3 separate regions of the Homo sapiens genome follow, and regions 2 and 3 are each linked to region 1. A link is a contact called in ENCODE Hi-C or POLR2A ChIA-PET data. All regions are on one chromosome and are shown on one strand. The core of a region is the stretch at or near the end of the contact, and the rest is flanking DNA. Distances in the headings are between cores, read along the strand shown.

Region 1 (2,700 bases), core at 183-2,682:
TGTCTAAGGTTATCCCAAGAAGTCCTGTGGCATTTGCAATGTGCCTGTACATTTTTCCTTTTTTAAAAAACATATTCCTGCAGACTTTGTTGAAAGCAGAAACAAACACAAGCAAGCAAAGCCCTTTCTAGCACAGCATGTTAATCACACACTTTGCCATATTCTGTGAAACAGTAAGCAAATGATAACCTCCAACTGTTGCCCGGGCCCTGTAAAACAGAAGATCAAATTCTGTGTTCTGCCTTGGCAAGAAAAGAAACTGCAGCATTTTGTCTAGATTTTTACAAGTCCTGGGGTTCACATTACTGGCTGAAATTGTTCTTTCTCTACTTTACAGAAAAATGGAAAACACTAGTAAACTTAAAGATTTAAATATTATTTTAAAAGGAATATAATAAAAAATGGAAAACACTAGTATATTTAAAGATTTAAATAGTCTTTTAAAAGGAATATAATCAAAACTGTAGTTTAAAATACAATCTAGCTCCATAAGAGAGGCAATTGGCTGTGTGTTCCACTTGTAATGCAGAGGATTTGAAGCATCTATTTTTTCCCTTGTTTCTATGGATTTATGAATAAAGACTCTGACCCTTCTCAGGATCAGGAAAATTACGAAAAATTTAAAGCCTGGGTTTAAGGTCTGTAGAAGCTGCACAGGTACACTAATTTTAGTAAGACGGGCGCCAGGAAAAAGAACAAAATAGTAGGGGAGAAATATTCAGGCATCCTAAAAAATATTCAGTGGAAACGTAAAAACATTAAAGACTGATTAAACATCGCAGCATGACACAGATTTAGCAACTGAGCATAAATAATTTGACTCGGATACTGCTCCAAAATCCGAAGAGGACCAATTTCTTCCAGGAGGACAACTACCTCGTCCTCTGCAGACCCCTCTCCTCGGCAGCTGAAGGAGTGTGGCCAATCTGCCTCCACCTCCCCGCGGACCCCCTACTCTCAGGACCTCCTGCAGCACCCCAAACTGGAAGTGGCCGCTGCAGACCCAAGGACGAGGGGCACGCGGGAGCCGGCAGCCCTAGTGGAGCGGTTGGAGATGTTGAGGTGGGAGGGTCACCCAGGTGGGGTGAGGCTGGGGTAGGTAGCGGAGTGAACGGCTTCCGAAGCTCTGGGCCGCCCCCAGGTTGGACTAAGCAGGCGCTCTGTCTTCGCCCCCGCCCAGGGTGGGCGTCTCCTGAGGACTCCCCGCCACACCTGACCCGAGACCGCGCGCCCAGCCTAGAACGCTTCCCCGACCCAGCGTAGGGCCGCCGCGACTGGCGCGCAGGGGGCGGCGGGAGGCCTGGCGAACCCGGGGGCGGGACCAGGCGGGCAAGGCCCGGCTGCCGCAGCGCCGCTCTGCGCGAGGCGGCTCCGCCGCGGCGGAGGGATACGGCGCACCATATATATATCGCGGGGCGCAGACTCGCGCTCCGGCAGTGGTGCTGGGAGTGTCGTGGACGCCGTGCCGTTACTCGTAGTCAGGCGGCGGCGCAGGCGGCGGCGGCGGCATAGCGCACAGCGCGCCTTAGCAGCAGCAGCAGCAGCAGCGGCATCGGAGGTACCCCCGCCGTCGCAGCCCCCGCGCTGGTGCAGCCACCCTCGCTCCCTCTGCTCTTCCTCCCTTCGCTCGCACCATGGTAGGTCGGGAGTGGCAAATGCCGGCGTAGCAGCTGCCCGAGATTTCTTCCCAGATTTCTAGTTGTTTTGTTTGTTTTTTGTTTGTTTTTGGTTCTTGGAGGTTTTTCTTTTCTGAGTGTTACGCAGCAGCTGCGCTTAAAGGAGGTTGCATTTTGGATTTGCATCTCGGCGACCTCTGCCAGGGAGCTTCATTTATTGGTTCCCCTTGGAGCTGGACTTGGTCGTAGGCCGTCCACGGGCAGGGGCTCCGGCCGCAACTGCAGCGGGGGTTTCTGCATCCAATCCCCCTGCCCCCCGCCCAGCCCCGCACCCACTGCATCCACTAGCGCCGCACCCGGGCTGCCTGCAGCGCAGCGTTTCGGCCTGGGAGCCGGGCGGGGCCGGGCACTAGACCCCCCCCCCCGGCCCGCCCCTCCCCACCCCGCTTCTCCGCCGGCGCGAAGGTGGCAGGTCGGGCGGGCAGTGGAGAATGAATGGGCTGGAGCTGGCCGGTGGCGCACATTGTTCCGGCCGGGTGTTGAGGGGCGCAGTCAGCGCCCGCCACCTCCCCACTTTGGCCGGCCCTGCTGGGCGCCCTCCCTCGGTCGCTCTCCCCTCCTTCTTCCCGGGGGGCGCGGCGCGGGCGTGGGCTGGGAAGGAAGGAGCCGGGGAAGGGTGGGGTTGGGGGCAGGAAGGCGAGGGGTTGGGGGCGGAGAGGGCGGAAGCGGCGGCCGGGCCGCCCTGCGCCCGGGCGGGGCCCTGCGGTGTGGCCGTGGCTTGTTCCTGCCGCTTTCGCACCCTGCGGCCCCCCACCCAGTGCAGCAGTGCGGGCGGGCGTGAGCCTCGGTGCACCAGGAGGCACTTCCCGCGGGAGGCGCTGGGCTCGCGCTAATTGGGGCGGGGGGGGGGGGCGGCGGGGGAGGAGGGAACTGGCGCGCGGCTTGGTTTCCATTAGAGACGCAAAGTTTCTGCTCCGGGAGGAGGCGGCGGCGCCGCGGGCTCGTCGCCTGGGGGAGCAGAAGCGGGTGGGAGGTGCGGGTGGCCTTGGCCTCAGCCCTGGTGCGCGGGGGCCGGGGGTGGTGA
Region 2 (2,700 bases), core at 26-2,525, 1.1 Mb before region 1:
CACCCTCTTCAAAGGCTGCCCACCTCCGCCCTCTTCAAAGGCATTGTTCAAAGGAGTCACAGGCCACCAAGTTTTAGTACTGTGCTACAGCTTAGCCTTTCCAGGGAGGACACTTTATGTGTAGGGCATTCTTTGCCTGCACTAAACTGCTACCACTTCATATACACAGATTCAGGGACTTTTGCTAGCAATGACTCCACTTTAATTTGTGTATAATCCAGTCAATCGTGTGCTCAAAATGACTCCTGGCTCCCTGTGACCTGTGCCACTTCCAGGTTCTTTAGCACTAAACAATTGGCTCCACTTGCTCCAGCTTCTCCTGCCACCCCTTGTCTTTTAGTTTTTTTCGCTCTGACAATACCAAGTTGCTCATGGTCCCTTGGAGACACCAGAGCGCCTTTGACCTCTGTCATTGCTACTCAGTTGCCCCTGCTTGGAATGTCCCTCACTCCCTTGTTTTCTTTGCAAACTTTTATGCTGTCTTGAAAATACTGCTCCTCCTGTCTTCTTCCTGCCTCCCTCCATGCTGAGAGCAGATCCTATCTGTCTTATGCTGTCTCCTTTCCATGAAACACAGGGTATTATAAGTTAGTTATTTATGGAGCTAGACTGTGAGCTCTCTGAAGACACTGACGATCTGATTCAGCTCATGTCCCCAGGAGCTGGCATGGAGTAGGTGTTCAATAAACATCTGCTAAAAAAAAAAAACAAAAAAAAAACTAGCCCTATAAAGTATATAGGGCTGGTATTATGATCCTCATTTTGCAGCTAAGAACACTTAATTCAGAAAGGAAAAGTCACTTAATGAGGGTCGCATGGCTAGTAAGTGACTCATGCTCTCTTCATTGCCATGATGCTTACATAACTACCTCCCGTTTCCTGCTGTCTCTTGAGTTTGGTGATCTACAGAAAAGAAAAGGAAAACTGAAGAAACAATACAAACACTTCAAAAGTTTAATGGATGTTTCTGAGCATCTATACATCGCCTTCTTCTCAGAACAGACATTGAGGACAGTCCTATAATTCACTATTATCAGTGTATCTACTTTAACTTGGAGCCCAGGCAACCAAGCACTAAATTAACACTGCCCTGTCTCTGCAAAGGTGATGGGGGACAAGACGCCTTGTAACTTTGAAGAAGAGATTTACACACCCCTGTGTCTCCCATATAAATGGACTCAAGAGCTGCAGCAGTCCATAAATGATCCTTTCTTTCCACTGTTGATAGTTGAAGGCAGCCGTTTCCAGCTTCTTGCCGGTGATCACTCTGCTAAAAATAGCTTTGATGCTGTCACATGCAAACTTGAACAGAACCTGAAAGCAGTTCCCCTTTTAGTTCTGAGCTGGTTCAACTTTAAAAGAGAGGCAGCTGTGAACACACTCCAGCGTGTTTACATGATGCTGAAGTAGTTCAGCTCGTAGTAAAAATACCACTGAAAAGGGACAGGCTTGGGTTTGCAGCCTCTGCTGACGACATTTCTTCCTGCTGAGCTGGAGCCCGGGAAGGGGCGGGAAGGGGCGGTAAGGTTAGCAGGGAAAATCCAAAATGTCCAGTTTGAAGGGGAAAGTGGCTGTGAGCAGAACCGCGGTGAAGACAGGAGAGAGATGTTTGTTGAGATGTGAGATTTCTGACTATGGTGGAGGTGGGGGCAGGAGAGGCGGCAAAGATCATATAGAAAAGAGAACTTAGACAACAGGGGGTGCTTTTTAAAAATTCTGTTAAAAATATCTAAGGGCTGTTTTTTTAGAAATCAAGGAAACAAAGGATGAAATACATTCAACATCTTGGCCATTCATTTGATACCTTATGTTGGTTTGCTGGGCAAATGGATGATTCTGGATGTGTTCTGAAAACTGGGCCCAAAACTAAGGATAAAGCAGAGTATGGGCTTGGAAACCAGAGAAAACCTGGGCATTCAACCCGGCTGCTCCTCGTCTGGCCCCCATAAAACTTGGCTTAAGCACTGGTGTCTCCCAGACCTTCTGCACAGAGCTGGGAGTTAAGTGAGAAAATACACACCGAAGTGCCTGGTGGAGCGGGGGACCCTGACCCATAATAGACAACGTCCTTTAAAAACATATACCCAGAGGAGAGGAAGCTGACAGTGATCTGCGGACAAATCTGGAATACAGTGTAGTTTCTTAAAAAAAAAAAAAAAAAAAGTACCAACCAAATAAATAGTGTTTTTTCTTCCTTCTTAATTCTATGTGGCCAAAGCATGACTCACACTATATTTGCTTATGAAATGAGAATTCATTTTACGAAGTTGTCCTAGAAAACTTACGCTGAGCCCGGCTGATCTGGAGGGGACGAGAGGAAGGCCTGGCCAGCACCAGGACGGATCACACAGGCCGGGTGCTGGTGTCTGTACCCACTGAGGGCCACTAGGAGATGGGAACTGAGGTCATCGATGGTGAACTCGCGGCTCCTGCTTAAGAACCAGAATCCTGACTTCAGACGTTTATGCTGGAGCTTCACATATGTTTCAGAACCCATCGTTCAACAAAAACCTCAGATTCATCTTAAGAGCCCTTGAGAAAAGGACGCCTCTATGACATCACTGTCCTACCCGATGAGTTTCAGTACCATGAGCAGATGACATGTGACCCAAGTACGAAGTGAGCAGGTTCTCTAAACAAGCTATAAATTTGAGCAGCACACTGAGGTTATATTAGCATAGGAATTTATCACGTAAGTTA
Region 3 (2,700 bases), core at 40-2,539, 1.1 Mb after region 1:
AAGATGTTTAAAAAGAAAAACAAAAAAAGCACAGCAAAACGTTCTTCAAAGTGTGAAAGGTCCAAGAACTTTCTTAGCTCCAAGCAAAGTTTCATGCCTGCTTTACAGATGGGTGAACTAAGGCAGCAGATCGGATTAATCAGTGTCTTTCTCAAGGTCACTCTAGTGCAAAAGAACAGCACACTCCGGACTCCCTATCTCAGGTCCTCGACCTCTCCACACTCCAGGGCGGCACAGCTCAAACACGCTTGGCTCTCCTCGTACCCAAAATGCCACCAGGCACTCAGAGAAAGGAAACATTTCAAGCGCTCTCCGGGGAGCTCCCGCAAGACTGGGGTACCTGGGGCCCGTCCTCCCCCGAGGTGGCCGCCCTCCCCAGCCGTCCCTCTGTTCTCGTGGAGCGAGCGCCATGCCCCGCAAGAACCAGGGAGGCGGCCCAGGGCCGTGGGGGCTGCGAGGGTCCCGCCGCGCGGGGCTTCACTTACCGTCGCTCTCAGCCCTGACAAGCAGGGACATGCCCTTCAGCCGCTCCACGTAGCCAGACGACACATGCCCGGTGCCCCGGTCGTCCCACTGCCGGTCCTCGTTGAGCGTGTACACCTTCACCCGCCGCCGGGTGTCGGTCATCGTGCCGCCCGGGAACCGGGGCGGGGGCCCCGCCAGTAGACGCCCAGGAAAGGGGCCCTGGAGAGGCGAGGGGCGAGGCGTGAGGGCGCCCGCGAGCGGAGGGCTCCCCGGCCTCACTGCCGCCGCTGGGCGCCGCGGGGCCGCGCCGCCGCCTGCATGGCCCGCTCCAGGGACCGAGCTCTGGGCCGCCGCCTTTCCTCGCCTCCGGCTCCCCGGCGCTATTGTCCAGGCCTGGCGAGCCCGGCGCCCGGCAGCCCCGAGGGGGCCGCGCAGCGCTTCGTAGCCTCCCGCCCCGCAGCGCTAGGAACTCGGGGCTCCCGTCACTGCCCTGCTCCCGCCTCCGCCATGATCTCCGCGAAGCAGCTTCCCGCGCCGCCGCCGCCTCCTCAGGCCGCCGCCGCCGCCGCCATATTTTCCTTCCTTATACCTGGCCCTGCCACCGCGGCCAGTGGCTCCCTTCCGCTCCCCCTGTTTTAAACGTCAGAAGCCGACAGGCGCCTGATCCTGCTGCAACTGCTACCACTGCCCGGGAGACTCTGAGGGCCCCCGGCCGCCCAAGCGACCCGGACTAGTGGAAGTCGGTTTCCCTCCGCCGCCGTCTCTTCCGTCTTCCTCACACAGCCAAAACCGCCGCCATCTTGGTTCGCCCCTCAAAAGCGGCGCGCGGGGCCACCCAGGGAGCAGCTGCAGGGGCGGCTCGTAGCCCCACCATTTAAAGAGACAGCAGCGAGACCGGGAGCCTTACTGCGGCGGAGGCTTCCGACGGAGGCGGGAGGCGGGCGCGGAGTTGCCGAGGTGGCGGGAGCGCAGGGAGCGGAGGAGGCGGGACGCAGATTGCGCCGGTGACAGCCCGAGGCTCCCTCCCGCCTCCTTGCACGCACCGTCGTGCGAGCGCTGGGCGGTGTGTGCGTCCGTCGCGCCCTGTGTTCGTCATCAGCCCCGCTCCAGGATGCACGAGGGGCGTGGATACGTTTGCGGCCTCTGCCCGCGGGCCCCGGCGCTTCGGCCTCGCCTCCGCCCGCCGCCACCTTCCCTTGTTCCTGCCCCGTCCCTGCCTCTGCCCCTGCCCCTGGCCTGCGGACGCCGGGCAGCGTGGGCCTGGGCCCCTACCCGCTTCCGAGAGCGTTTTCCCGGGGCCGCCTTTATGGCTGAGTCGGGCGCTCGGGACCCACCCGGCGCCTTGCGGACTTGAGGGAATGAAATGGAAACGCTTCCGGGGAAGGTCGCGGGTGTGGGCGCCTAGGTCGGCGCAGCCTTGGGAGCCGCCGTGGGTCGCGGACTGGCGTGGCCAGTGTGGAAACTTGGGACTGTTTGCGATTTCTGGGCGTGGGACCGAGTTCCAAGTGACAATTCTAAAACTTCACCTTACAGCCTAGGCAAGCCCCAAGTGCTCCATTCCTTCATCCCTATCAGAACTGTCTGCCAGCCTTTCTTGTCGGAAAAGGAACTTAAGGCGCTCACAAAAACAAATGCGACACTGTGTAATCGGGAGGAGTAATTCTCAGCATTAGGTAGTCCTGTGTTTTGAAGACCTACTTGATGTCAAGTATTGTTGATCTTCACAAAGGAATATCATTCTCGTTCCTATCATGCAGCTCATATGCCACCATTTTGGTGGCTTTTACCATTTGCCAGGCCTTGCCAGGTCGGGCTTGTCCGCTCGGAATATAATGCAGCCACACACATAACTTTAAATTTTGCAGTAGCCACAAAAAGTACGAAGAAACTGGTGAAATTAGTGTTAACGTTTTAGTGCGGTATTTTCAAAAGTTATTTCAATAATCAAATTACTAATGAGATATACGTACAATGTCTTAAAAATGTGATATATTTTGTCCTTCCAGCAAGTCTCTGTTGGGATACTAAATTTTCATCAGAAATATCTACGTTTAGATTTTATTGAAAAAAAATTTTTTTTGAGACAGGGTCTCTCTGTCACCCATCCTGAAGTGCAGTGGCTCAGTCTCAGCTCACTGCAGCTTCAACCTCCTGGGCTGAAGCGATTCTCCCATCTCAGCCTCCCAAGTAGCTGGGACCACAGGTGCGCAGCACCACTGCCAGTTAATTAATTAA

What was found. A loop is a pair of places that touch in the nucleus more often than their neighbours do. ChIA-PET counts read pairs that join two places held with the same protein, here RNA polymerase II (POLR2A). Pooled maps may share reads with other maps.
Region 2: a pooled map shows a loop between it and region 1 (5-fold over the local background). The contact joins the enhancer-like site here to the promoter of CALM1 in region 1. A Hi-C loop is called at or near these places in 2 of 168 maps with a recorded cell type or tissue (B cell and sigmoid colon), 2 of 37 single-sample maps with no recorded cell type and 5 of 50 pooled maps. POLR2A ChIA-PET finds 5 or more read pairs at or near these places in 1 of 52 experiments (naive thymus-derived CD4-positive, alpha-beta T cell).
Region 3: a loop to region 1 is called in a map of CD8-positive, alpha-beta T cell, with 8 times the contacts of the local background. The contact joins the promoter of PPP4R3A here to the promoter of CALM1 in region 1. A Hi-C loop is called at or near these places in 5 of 168 maps with a recorded cell type or tissue (CD4-positive, alpha-beta memory T cell, CD8-positive, alpha-beta T cell, naive thymus-derived CD4-positive, alpha-beta T cell and 1 more), 19 of 37 single-sample maps with no recorded cell type and 19 of 50 pooled maps. POLR2A ChIA-PET finds 5 or more read pairs at or near these places in 5 of 52 experiments (CD4-positive, alpha-beta T cell, CD4-positive, alpha-beta memory T cell, CD8-positive, alpha-beta T cell and 2 more).

What each region holds. Positions count from the first base shown.
Region 1 is chr14:90,395,597-90,398,296 of GRCh38, forward strand. It overlaps CALM1 (calmodulin 1), which reads left to right and starts at 1,433. Exons shown (of 6, transcript NM_006888.6): 1 at 1,433-1,637. The coding sequence starts at 1,635. RefSeq lists silencers at 1,125-1,544, 1,825-1,984, 1,995-2,544, 2,625-2,694 and enhancers at 1,229-1,523, 1,645-1,694.
Region 2 is chr14:89,302,801-89,305,500 of GRCh38, forward strand. The region is part of intron 3 of FOXN3 (forkhead box N3); the gene reads right to left. Among named protein-coding and RNA genes, the nearest start is that of FOXN3-AS3, 46 kb to the right of the region's middle. RefSeq lists enhancers at 916-985, 1,016-1,075, 1,176-1,375, 2,289-2,558. Within about 2 kb of position 1,276, at least 31 of the 41 ENCODE cell types and tissues checked have a DNase peak (open chromatin) inside an H3K27ac peak, as active enhancers do; they include B cell and sigmoid colon, where a contact is called at or near this core.
Region 3 is chr14:91,509,021-91,511,720 of GRCh38, forward strand. It overlaps PPP4R3A (protein phosphatase 4 regulatory subunit 3A), which reads right to left and starts at 1,290. Exons shown (of 15, transcript NM_001366432.2): 1 at 486-1,290. The coding sequence starts at 627. RefSeq lists enhancers at 1-541, 542-1,192, 1,010-1,289 and silencers at 300-349, 600-659, 670-769, 1,350-1,549.